2 separate regions of the Homo sapiens genome follow, and region 2 is linked to region 1. A link is a contact called in ENCODE Hi-C data. All regions are on one chromosome and are shown on one strand. Each heading gives the region's core, a stretch centred on a gene start or an enhancer-like site at or near the end of the contact. The rest is flanking DNA. Distances are from core to core; before and after follow the strand shown.

Region 1 (6,503 bases), core at 2,699-5,198:
GATTAAATAAATATTGGACTATTTATTGCCAGGTCAGTTTTGGAAAGGCAGCTTGGGGATCCATTTATAACCATGTGGGTCAAAACTAGAGAGTCTCACTGGTCATGGTATTGGCATGGTGCGACGCGAGGTCAGCCAGCTTTTCTGAAAAGACCCCCATGCTAAATGCCGGGCTCTGTCCCAGTCGCTCAGCTCTGCCATGGAAGTGCAGAAGCAGCCACAGGCATTCATCCATAAATGGGTGTGGCTTACTCCAATAAAACTTGTTTATGGACATGGAAATTTGAATTTCATAAAATAATCATATGTCATAAAATATTCTTTCTTTTTTCAACTATCAAAAAATGTAAAAACCACTCTTAGCTTATGGGCCATACAAAAACAGGTGTGGACTGGATTTGACCCATGAACTGTCATTTTCTGGTCCCTGATATAGAAAAAAAGATAGGATTCCGAGGCCTGTTGATAAGATCCAAATGATATCCTGGTTTGAATTCTCGCTCTGCCAAGTATCAACCATGTAACCTTGGGCAAGTCACTAACCTTTCCAAGTTTCAGTTCCTCTCTAGGGGAAGCATAATGGCCACCCCATAGACCTGAGAGTCAGTGACAGAGTCGGGCACAAAGTGGTGACCAGCTCCTGAGGCTCTCACGAGACCAAATTTCTCTCTGTGAGAGCTTGAGAACATGTTTCAATAGGTGGTAGTCAAACTTCTAGCAAGAGATCTCATTGTATTAAAAGGAAAATTTTAGTTTTGTTTCATGTCTATTTACTCCATCAAAATAACACTTTGTTCCTACCAAAGGAGTGAGACTGCTTAGAAACTACAGACTTCCTAAATTACAGGCTCACTGAGGAAGCACATTCCCCATATGTTTTCATCAGACACACAATAGAGGTCTTATTAAGCAATGGCAAGCTCTGTCCTGTGGTGAATTCAGCTAGGCTGAACGGCTTCTATGGAATCCTTTGTTTTCCCAGGGGAGGTAAATTCTTCCTTTAGGGACCCATGCTCTGAAAGTTCAGAATACTCCCTCCAAAAGGACAAACCGTTTGTTCAGCGTTTCTTGCATGTCATTAAGAGTTGCCCCCATTAAGCTTCTGTCAGAATAAATAAAACTCTGGTGCCTGCAACCTAACCTGGAGTTTCCGGTACTCTCTGCTTCACCGGCCAGTGCCTTCCCTCCCACTCCTGATAGAAAGGCCACATGACAGAAGCAAATGTGAGAATTCCTTCCCCTGCCCTCCCGCATCCAGCCTTTAAGGAACTGCACAACCCTACAGGGGGCATTGGGCCATGCTGAAATCTGTTTCATTCCTCAAAGCGGGTGGGTGCACTCAGTCACCCTTTGCTCATCCCAGAACAAGGGGCAGCAGCAGCATCTGCCAGAAACCAATCCAGCTGCGCTGACAAATGCTGGGTATGAGAAGGAGGGAGGCAGACTCCTGCCAACTGTGCAGACCTCCATGGGGGCTCTGGAGAAGTTGGGTAACAGAGGAGGAAAGGAGCGGGGAGCAGCAGCCAAATGTCAGAGATCTCAGTGTCGCTTTGAGCAGAAATCACAGGCTCCTTTGATCACAGGTAGCATCAGTCTGAGCAGAAATCAGGTTGGATCCCCTGTCCCATCAGTGCATCAGCCAGGTTGATACAGGTGGGAAGGACATGGTAGGTGGATCCACAGAGCAAGACAGGGTGCTAAAAAAAAAGCACAGAGTTGCAGAATGAGGGGTGGGCTGCGGGGCTCTAGGGAGGGGATCTGCAGAGATACAGTGACCACAAACAGTTTTGATTAATGCTCTTGCTTTCACGATGCACTATGAGGCAACCCACCATGTGTCCGTAACCCATCTCCTGTGGTTAAATGAGAGAACTTCAAAAATGTGCAGCTCTGTCTTTATAAGAAACAATGTAAATCAGGAGGCTGAATATGTTTACATAAAGTGACTTATTTTTAATGTTTGCAGGGTTTGGAAAAAGAAGAGCAGTTTGATTTTTGTATCGGTATGAATAAATATTCTCCGTGGGTGGCGAGTGTGTGTGTTTATCTAGCCATACATATGTATATGTGCACTTGGGAGCCTGCACATATGTGCACACATTCACACACACGCACCCCTCCATCGTGGAAACGCCCTCCGTGTCAGTAATGTGGGCTGTTGTTTAGGAACAGAATTAATCAAATAAATATTGTTCTGTGTGGTTTAGGGAAGTCTGGCCTGCCTTGTTTCTATTTTTATTTCGTTTGGCTTATTTGCCACCCACATTCCTAAAAGAGAGCAGAAAGAACATTTCTAATTCCTGTGTGCTGGTTGGATCCTGTATATACTTAGAGTTGGGGAAATTTTAAAAATATTTTTGTAGACTGGCTGCCCTGCCTGCTTTATAAGAATTCAGACTTTGGGATGCTAGCAAAGGAAGAACAGCAGCCCTGGCTGTGGGCCTCCTGGGAACGGTCCTGCCAGCCGAGTCCCTACTCCCGTGGCCCATGCTGGTGTGGTACAGCCGCTGATTCAGAGACTCAACTGAAACAGCACATGTAGATATGAATGAAGATATATTCAGCACGATGGCTCAGGATATAGTAGACTGGTTAGGAGGATGGGTTTTCAAGTTTCAACCTTGGCCAGGGTAATTATTAGTGATGTGGCCATGGCCGAGGTACTTAACCTCCATTACCCCTCTGTAAAATAAGAATGATACCACATACCCCATAAGACTGATGTAAGGATTGAATGAAATGATGTCCAGCATTGAGCACAGTGCCTGGCACACAGAAAAGGTGCAGGAAATGATAGAAACTACTCCATTCGGAACACAAGACACTTTGGTTAATGATGGCTCTCTTATCACTGCCCCATCTTGTTCACTCTGACTCTTGTGACCTGGCACGGCTTCATTCATTCATTCGTTCACTTCTCAAGTTATTTATACCAATAAAGCCTAGTTCCAAAATAAATTTGGGGTGGCTGATGTCAGCCCCTACTGGAATTCTCTCTCCCAGATGCTCTGAAACAGACACAACAACGTTACAAAAAAATAGTTCCTAAAAAAATGTTTAGGCCTCATGCCTGAACCTCGCCTAAGGATTCCACCATTGACTCCTGGTCCCTTTACCCTCCTCTGAAAACAAGCTTCCAGGCAGGAAGCTCCACCAGCTTGACCACTGCAGAAAAGGCCTTGAGGGCAAGAACGAAGTCCCCTGAGCCTAGGGGGAGTGCATGGCAGGGAGACTCTCCCCGAGGGTTCCCAGGGATCCCTAACTTGCAGCACTCCCTCCACAGCCTCACACAAACAGCTGGGAATGGTCCGGGAAAGCAGATTAAGCAGCCCTGGACTCACCCTCACTCTGCACCAAGGATGCAACTGAGGGCTCCTTAGAAAGTCATGCCCCAGGAGGCCCCACTTGTGGAGTTACCTGCCTGTCCACCGGAGTCGGGGTGGGAGGGGTCCTTCCCCTGGAGTTGCCAAGGCATTTGGGAAAAGGCCAGTGTTATTTCCTCTGATACATACAGCTATTTGGATTCTAGAAAGCTAAAAGAGAAACACCACAGGAAGTGGGGAGCCAGCCTCGTTTGGACAGCTGTGGTCCCGACAGCGACACAGTGGCCTCCCTGTGCCCGAGGCCAGGCAAGAGCTGCCCTGCTGTTGTTCCCACCTTCTACGGTTCCCGCTTTGCCACATGGACTTGGCTGTAGAGTTGTTTGGGATGTTTTGTATTTGCTTGTTTGTTTTTCTTTTCTTTTTTTCTCTCCTCTCTTTTTCCGGGGATTTCCCTGCAGCAAGCAGCCTGATGTTTTTCATGGGTCTTCCTTGAAGTCAGACACTCACCTTCAAAGCAGAACTGCACCCCCGTCTGAAGGAGAGCCAGCTGCCAGGGCAAATTCTTAGCAACCAGCTCTGGGGCGCTGCTGGGATCCTCTATCTCTCTTTCATCACACCCAGAGTTCTGCTCCCTTTCTGGGAATTGCTCTGTCTCCCACCTACGTGGCTTGTAAGCTTCACCCACACCCAAGCAGGGCTGGGAAAGAGGAACTGGAGTGCTCTGGAGGAAACAAGGAAATAGGGCTCTCCATGCAGAAGGAACAAGTGTGCAAAGATGCAAGATAAACAGAAGCAAGGTGTATGCAAGGCCACAGACAGGGGCGGGAAGCAGATCCAGAAGTCCTTGCAAGTCATGGGAAGTTGAGGACTTGATCTAGTAGGAAATGGAGATGCAGGAAAACAGTTTTATTTCTCCCTGGATCTTCAGCAGTACCTTTCCAGCCAGTGCTGTTGAGGACACCAGCAGGCATTAGAGAGTGGTGCTTCTGGGCCTTGGTGCATACTGGAATCATGTGGCTGTTACCTCTAGGACCACAGGCAGCATGGTGCCACAGGGAATTCTGAGCCCTTCAAACTGGACGATTCAGAGAGAACAGTTGGTTTTCATTTTGATCATTGAATGCCTTACCACAATACCACTGCCTCTTTTGATTCCACAGCCCCTGAAAGCACACCTGCCCTTGCCTTGGGATTCTTTTGACAACAGTATCACCATGCCTCTCATAGCGCCACGACACTAGAAGAAACCTCACTGATTGCTGTCCCTGTCTACAGTCCAAGAGGATTTCAAATGGGCCCACACGGTATAGCTGAGAACCCGAATCCCTTGCTGATGCCAGCTCATTTTCTTTGGTCTCATCCTCATCACTCCTCCAAGAAAACTACCCAGTCCAGAGGGACTTGCTTTTGCTATAAGTGGGTTAGATCTTGAGATAAGGAAATAGCAAAATGTTGGTGTAACATTGAGTGTGGAAATGTGGCCTGAGGGAAGTGAGTGCTGGCAGGAGCTGAGGACCCTGTTGGGAGGGGGCCGTGAAACCTTGGCATAGACCTCGCCAGCACAGCTGTTTGGAATGGAGGCAGGAAGGGCAGGGGAAAGCCATGAGAGAGGGAATTTTCAAGATGGTCAGTGTTCTCAATCCACAGCCATCACAGAAGAAACTAATGAAATATGGGTACAATCTGGAGATTTTTAAGTCTCTAAGAAGTGGAATTTGTGAGACGAAAGGCTTCCAGAAAGCCCTCTTTCTGACCTGGCCTCTACCCCTAGAGGGCCTTAGCCTTGCTGTGGGGAATGAAACTCTTCCCGGTTGTAGGGTTTTGGTGCTGTCCACCCCCAGCCCAGCCAGAAATGTGGCTTCTGTACTTCTGCTGCAGTTCAAGCCACTTTTCCAGGTATGTCCCATCTGAGTGGAGATGGGGCTGACGGCAGGCCACAGGGCCAAGCTCGGGCACGGGGCCGGTAGCTGGGACTGAGGCTGCACTGCTGATTAATGGGCAGGGAGGCACTTTGTGAAACGTGCAATACCCTTTGACGGCCTTTTCCGGGGGACTCGCAGCTTTCCTCGTGTCTTTTCAGCAATATCACATTTGATTTTACCTTTAAAATGTATTGATGAAGCTGCATGATTGGAAAAGGTGCTGGGGGAGATGAATCTCTCCTACTTTCCGTTCTGTTTCCATTACTTCAGGGGTGTGTACGCATGAGTATACACGTGTGCGGGCGTGCTGTATTAGAGAGCCCAATTTCCTTTATATACGTGAACTCCTCCCCCTAGTAGCCACCATTAAACATCCAACGGCTTTAAAATGGTTAGTGAGAAGTACACAACATAATGTCAGATGTGGCCCTGAGAGAGGCGTACTGCTCACTGCCCTGCTTTAACCCGTTGGCTGTTTAATGGTGGTTACTAGGGGCAGGAGTTCACGTATATAACAGTCATTTTTCCAAAGTTTCCAGCACCAAGGGTCCTCCTGCTCCTTACCACACTGCGGAGCCTTCTACATCTCTTCATACTGCTTTTCTTCCTTGATTATTTTTTGTTTCAAGTATTTCTTCCTCCCCCTTTCTCCTGGTGTCTCAGAGTTAGCAGGAAGCTGGTAATTAAAAGAAGACATGGGTTTTGAAATGCTGCTGTGGTAGCTCTTCCCCCCCCTTATCCATTTTACAACAGAAACAAAAAGACTCACTCCTTTTCTTTTGCTCCTCCCTCCAGCAGAGTAATGAAAGCAGAATGTTGTTTGCTTGTTTTTGTTTTTGAGTCCACTAAATCATTATTGTTACACTGACTAGCTGGGTGAACTTGGGCAAGTTAGTTCAAATTTCTGGGCCTCCTTTTCCTCATCTGTAAATTAGAAAAAGTAATGCCTAGTTCATAGAGTTGTGAGAAAGTGCACAAGGTAAGTCTAAGTGCCTTCCCCATCGTAGGTATGAAATGCGTGTTTCCTTCCACCTCTCATTTTACTTGGGTCTGTAGACCTAATAAGTGTTCCTTTTCATTGGATTTCAGTTTAATTTAATATGTTTTAAGCACCTAGTATGTGCCAGGTCTTGAGCACCAGGGTCTACACAAATACCAGATAGGTTTTCTCTCTTCAAGAGCAGCCTGGTGCTGAAACCAGGAATGTGATAAACGGTCGCACAACAGTGTGAAAGGTGTCATGGGCACTGAGGGAATC
Region 2 (6,543 bases), core at 3,886-6,385, 360 kb before region 1:
TTATTTCTATAGCATGATGATCCCATAGAAGTCTTCAGATCCAGGTAAAAGGTGAACCCTTAGTCTCAAAGAAACAAAGTATGAGTCCCATTGGCCAGCCAGTTTTAAAAGAGATTGAAAGCAAAGAAGAACAAGTTCCCAGCAAGGTAGCCTGTACAGAGAGATATTTCCCTTCCGGGAAGAAGACAAGAGGGAAAGACTGGAAAAGAGGCAACCTACATTCTCAGTGAGAGAGGGAACAGCTGTACCAGACTCCTAGTCTGCAAGTCAAATATAAATACCTGCCCCCCACCCCCAACAAAAGCTTGAACCAACAGAATGAGAAGAAGATTTGAAAAGGGACAAGATGCAAATTAAATATACAATGCTACTAGTGTACTACTGAAGAGTTTGCTAGAATCACTGGGCTGAGGGAGAAAATGTGACAGCAGTGCCACTATCGCCTGGCAAGAACAGAGACTGGAAAAGCAATATTAGAGAAAGGCCAGAGGGCAATGTCACAGAAGTGCTTCTGACAGGTGTTGTCCTTGGGGAACAGCAGCAGGCCAAAGTGGAAGGAGAAAGTGTTACGGCTGAATGCCACTTGCCCTCCAGCTGAAAAGTCACATCATCACACAAAAGAAGGTTATAGATGAATGAAGTTTAACACAATTGTTCCTCTACCTCAAAAGTGAGCTTAGGCATTTGACTGAAATACTGTACGTCGATATCTACATGCTAAAAAATGTAGAATGCCATGACATTTAAATTTATTAGCTGACAAACATTGTGTTGTGCCATCTGCCACTCTGTACTAAACTTCCTGTAACTAAAGATGCACAAACCCTAGAGAATAAGCATTAGCTAAAATAGATTCATTTTATATAATTGAACATAATTGTCCATGTAATGTTTTAACGTAATATTACTCAACAGCTGTGCAGATAATAGAAGGGTTACTCACCATAGACCATATACTGGCAATGAGATATGAAGACAGAACTCTAACGACCAGTGAACCCACAGCTTCACTGGGATGATGTATGGCTTGCTTCAGAAATTAGTTCAAGTTGAAGGCAGAAACCAAAGTAGAGTGCCACAGAGTGCCAAAAGCAAAGGGGCAGTGTTATCTCCTGACTCTCACTGTAGAGAGGGCATCACCCTTGCATTTCGTCAGTCTTAGCTCACATCGCCATCTGCTCTTCCCAAGGTTGGCTTTTTCTACATGGTCTCTCTTCCTCTTCCATAATTTTTCTAATGTTTTCAGTATTCTTCATTTACAATCACATATTGACTAACCACAAGTGGGCACAGCTTCTCTTGCTTTATGTTCTGTTTGTTAAACAATATGGCAGCTGAGCTCTGGAACCAGAATTCTAAATTTCTAAATAATGGTTATTTGCTCTCTCATTAAACTTTTTCAAGTATCTTCATGTAAGTCCTAAACTGTCCCCATTATATGGGTAGATTTCATTATTCTAGTTTTAGAGATGACAAAACTGAGGCTGAATATTTCAGTCGATCAAGTGCTTACTGAGTTTCTAGAAAGGGCCAAGCTAATGCAAGTCACTTGCCTATAGTGGTACAAATACTTAAGACAGAGCTAAGAAGTAGGATGTAATGCTTTGTTCTATCCATTAGTTCTTTCGGCAGTTCACTGCTAAATGACCTTGCTCAAGCTGTTTAATGTGTCTATAACTCATGTTCAGCATTTTTGAAAGAAGAACCAAAAATCAACTAATTGGAATGTATCTACACATACCACTTTGATCAGATATAAATATTTTTAACATCTAACCAAAATCAGCCTACAAACATCAAGTCCATGTATACTATTTCAGCCCTTGATTCTATTAATTCTATTCAACTCTCCTTTTTAAAGCTTATAAACATTTTTTTTCAAACCTGCTTTGGTATAGTGGCCATTTCAAGTCTGTGGAATAAGATGAGATATATTTTGTTCTGATATATTATGCTAAGAAGTGTCTTACTTGCAGGCAAACTATTGTAAGTTGCCTCAATATTCACCGTATTATACATTTCACATTGTTCTGCCTATATTATTAAAGCTTGGTCTCTTGGAAAATATTATAAGGGAATTTAACTATACATAAATATTGATAGGTGCAATAAAATAAGAACAGCATAAAAGTATTTCAGCACTAAAAGTTAAATGTGTTGGAGCCTAAGGAGAATCCTTTACTCTTTTGGTATTTGCAAATGACTTTAAACTCACATAAGATGATGAAATGATAAAAATGAAAATAACAAAATGCAAAAAAATTATTACAATATATTTCAAAAAGGAGTTAGTGGCTTAGAAAGACCCAAAATGACAAAGAAAAGTATAACATTCTAGAGTTGAAACAAGTCACCACAAGTGCTCAAATACTGTTCTCCACCACAAGGTAATGACATTTTTACTAACATTCAGACAAATATAATAATCTCAAACTATTTTAAGATTGAGAGAAGGTTATGAGAAAGAGTTACCGAAGCCAATATATATCAAACTTGGGGCTGACATTTGGTCTCAAATCCCCAGTGTTTGCAAGAATTTCAGCACAGGTGGTAAGTACAATCACCATATGTTCAAACTGGAGACATCTGCAGAATCAGAACCAAGAGACTGTCAACTTAAATGCATGTTCTTTTGGGGTAGAAAATTAGTTATTTTAAGATATAGTGAGAATATATGATTTAGCTTAATCTCAATTCACTTGAAGATCTGAGGATTAACCCAATCTGTCAAGTAGAGTTCTAATCACTGAGGTTCTTTTCTAAAACCATTCCAAAAAGGATCTGTACAATTTGGATGAGGGATTATGGTTTAAAATATAATTTAATTAAAAAGAGAGGTTTAGTAATCCTTTAATCTCTCTGATCTTCAGTTTCCTTTTTAATGAATTGAGGAAGTGGAAGTTGGGTTATATCTCTATAACAAGTCTACAGTTATCTAAAAACCGTGAGAAGCCAGATAGAACATAATCCTTCTAGGACAGTTTTCACATCCAATTGTAAATGAATACATTGGTTTCCAAGGCAAAATCTCAGCCCCCTTGCCCAATTTGTTACAGGAAACTCTCTGCTACAAGAGCAAGCAGCAAAGCCTGTCAAATTAACTTTCAGAAATGTCCAGTTTTTATTATCACCTCCTGAAATCCACCCTTTATACCGTGCCAGAACAATCCTGGTTGTAGCATACTTTTGGAGGTGGCTGCCCACTCATGACCCTCCTTGTCTTCATTTTACTCTTCCCTCGTCACAGTTGATCCAAGTTGGGTTAATGAGATTCTGTTTTCCTGGAATCTGGAATTAGTATTAATAGTTCCAAGGCATTCTCTGTTGGTTGTTTGATATAAAATCTACAGGTTGGATAGCTACACAAGTGTCCATCTTCTGCTATATGCACAAAGAAGCAAAAACAAACAAACAAATAAATAAATAAATACAAAAACTAAGTCAATCTCCAGAAAGAGAATAGGCAACAGATACCGAGAGAGAGAGAGGGTGACAAAGAGAGAGCGAACAAACCAACACCTTGGTTCCTGATGACTGCCGATTGCAGGAACTTGTTGAGACCCCATGTCCAATAAGATACCTCTATATCCTTATAATATATTCCCTTGGCTAACAAACAGAAACTTCAAGCCCACCACTAGAAATGCAGAGGCAACAGCCTCTTACTTTAAAAAAATATTAGATTTTTTTATTAAAAAATCTTAGATGTTTTTTAAACAGCTCCCATAATTGTGAAATATCTAATCCTTATAATAAATGTTTATTCTGTATAACTTACAGTTATTCTGCTTCCCTGAGAAACAACAACTGATATAGGAAAGATCTGCAATTAGGACCACCTGTTTCCTGTACTTTCTAGCCATGTAACCTCAGAAAAGTCACTTCTCTAAGCTTCAGTTTCATCATCTACAAAATGGGAATAATCATTCCCATCTTATAGAGGTCTTTGAAGGTTAGATATACTGAGGGATGTGTTGAAAGAGAACACACATGTAAAATGCTTAATTTGTAACATTGTAAATACCTTTATCACCATCCCTATCCCTACTATTCAACTAAGCATGTATTATAAATCTATTATTATGTTACAAGTTGCACTTATTAATGAGAAGTTTTAACTGCTGGTCTATTCTTCTAGAAGGTACATTAGAAAATAGAACTTACGTACTTTATCTTAAATCAGAGTCGACTATATACTGGCAAGAAGTGATACAACATCCCAACATAGCATCTTTTTAATGCTTGAATTGTCCTCTTTTTAGAGAGTTAATATCTTGACGGTAATTATGCTATGCTGTGACTTCCAACATATGCTTTATTTTTTTGCTAGTTCTTCCTTAATTTTTCACTTATCGGTACTGCACTGTGACATCTGAACCCAAGGAAGCCAATGCAATAATAACAAAAAGTGCTGCTATGACACTCTTGAGTCTAAAGCAACCTCAGCAAGTGCAGCATTTGGAGAGTTCAGCCAAAGGACAACGCACAACCCAGGAAATGTGCTAATCGGTGGTTAAGACTCCGATGTCTCTACCAGCTGGAGCAGTGGTCTTTAGACATTGCTTCCGAGGGAGTCAATAACATGGGATGTGTTAGTTTTAGTGCAGTGAAGCAGCTTTTGTATAGCCCCTTTTTTAAGGACACATAACTCTGTCATGGCTGCAACTCCACGGACAATGTCCTCTCTTTTTAAGCTCATGAATTTCACTTTCCTAACCTGACAAAACGGTGTGTGTTAGATGACACATGGATGTGGAATTATTACACAGGAACCATCGGAGAGACAAAACTGTCTGCTCTTATTAGATTTGATGACTAGGCAACACACACACTACTGATCTAGAAAAGCTATGAGAAAAAGAAAGCTTTAAATTGGGTTAGGGGACTTGAAGCATAATCTGAGATGCCAGTTGCTTCAAAAATGAAATTGTGCCAATGTCCCCTCCAAGAGAAGAAGGAGGCTAGGTGCCTAAAACGCAGAGACACCCCGTGGCATCATATCTAAAGGCCATGCAGTAAACAGAAATCCAGTGTGAAGAGAAAAGTTCAGAACAGAGTGAAGAGGACAAAAAGAGTGAAGCCTGCACTTCCCTGAGAGGAAGTGCCCCCACCCATGACAAAGCCATCAAGCCACTTCAGACACATTCCAGATAGAGGAACACAGTATGCTGCTGCTGTGAAGACAAGAGGAAAGAAATTGGGAATCTTTTGTATCCCATTTAACAAACATTTCCTGGGAACTTATTAAGTGTCGAGCACTATATTCAGTCTTGTTGGAACCAATATGACTAAGACTTCCATATAGAAATGTGTCTCCAAGGGATCTAAAGTAAGGGTCAAAGTTTTGCCCAAAGAAGGAACTTGAAATCTGTCTTGGCAAGAAGTAAGTTATGATTCTAGAGAGTTGTGCCATGTAATATAAAAGGGCCAATTGATTTGAAAGCAAAAAGGGAATGTTTTATACATACGTCATTTCTATCATAAGAACTCAGTCTGGCCTTTTCAGATTGCTGACTTTAAGCAGACCATGTCCCTAATGATCACTAATGCTGATTGATACTCTGGTTGTGAGTTTGTGTCTCTGCAACTCACGTCAGCCAGTTCACATCACTGATTAAGCTCTCTCTGGGTCTCAACCACGTGGGGCCCCCATGAGCAGTCAGCTTTGTCTGCCTTCCCCCTCAACTTTGCTCCACTGAGACATGGATCCAGGGTTGATCTGTGTGACCTTAAGCGGACTAGAACTGTTTCAGAACACCCTCAGAAAACACTTTTGTATTGCAAGTGCAGATGAAATGGGAACAGAGCAGAGCAGCATGGTTAGGGGCTAAAGCATTCCTCTGCAATCTATGACAAAATCCTTAAGGCTAAATAAACAATCCTTTCCTGCCTCCCAGGTGCAATCTTGAAGGGGATCTGATCCCCTGCAAGGCTTTTCTGTTAAACGTCAACTTAATAAATAAAGTTTACATTTTCATAGTTAAAATACGATCACCGTCCAAACGGTTTTTTAAGAAACAATTGCCTTTCCATCCTAAAGCAATTGTCATCATGAAGTTTATGTACTTCGCTCCACTATGTTACTACATGAAGTTGCATGTGTTTTAACATAGTTGTTATTGTTTTTCATGTATATTTTTATAATCTGGCTTTATTTCACTTGATATTAGATCAGTAGTAATTGATCCATAATCTTAATTTGTAGCTTCTTTTCAAATGCTGCATAACAGTCCCTCATTTTTCTCCATTTAAAGAACCCCAGTTGTCACTAGAAAGAGGATTTATGAGAATATCTTTCTGAATTGATTTGTTTTCTACTATATGTGTCTAGTGTTCTACTGTTAAGTGTTATTTTAGTGTTCTTTGGCAGTATCAGCTCTCTTCCCCCAACTCACCCACATCCCTTCTTCTTTTTCTTTCTTTTAACAATTCACATTATTCTATGGAGAAAGTGACCACCATTGTGAGCATCTGGGACAGCTCAGCTGAAACTTAGACTCAAAACTGTGGAGACTTGTGACTGAAACAGAAAAACTGTTCAAC

The links. A loop is a pair of places that touch in the nucleus more often than their neighbours do. Pooled maps may share reads with other maps.
Region 2: a map of CD14-positive monocyte shows a loop between it and region 1 (4-fold over the local background). The contact joins two enhancer-like sites. A Hi-C loop is called at or near these places in 3 of 168 maps with a recorded cell type or tissue (CD14-positive monocyte and mammary epithelial cell), 1 of 37 single-sample maps with no recorded cell type and 2 of 50 pooled maps.

The regions. Positions count from the first base shown.
Region 1 is chr9:27,335,808-27,342,310 of GRCh38, reverse strand. All of the region lies in intron 3 of MOB3B (MOB kinase activator 3B), which reads left to right. Among named protein-coding and RNA genes, the nearest start is that of EQTN, 42 kb to the right of the region's middle. Within about 2 kb of position 3,948, at least 11 of the 41 ENCODE cell types and tissues checked have a DNase peak (open chromatin) inside an H3K27ac peak, as active enhancers do.
Region 2 is chr9:27,699,788-27,706,330 of GRCh38, reverse strand. No RefSeq gene overlaps it. Among named protein-coding and RNA genes, the nearest start is that of C9orf72, 130 kb to the right of the region's middle. Within about 2 kb of position 5,135, at least 2 of the 41 ENCODE cell types and tissues checked have a DNase peak (open chromatin) inside an H3K27ac peak, as active enhancers do.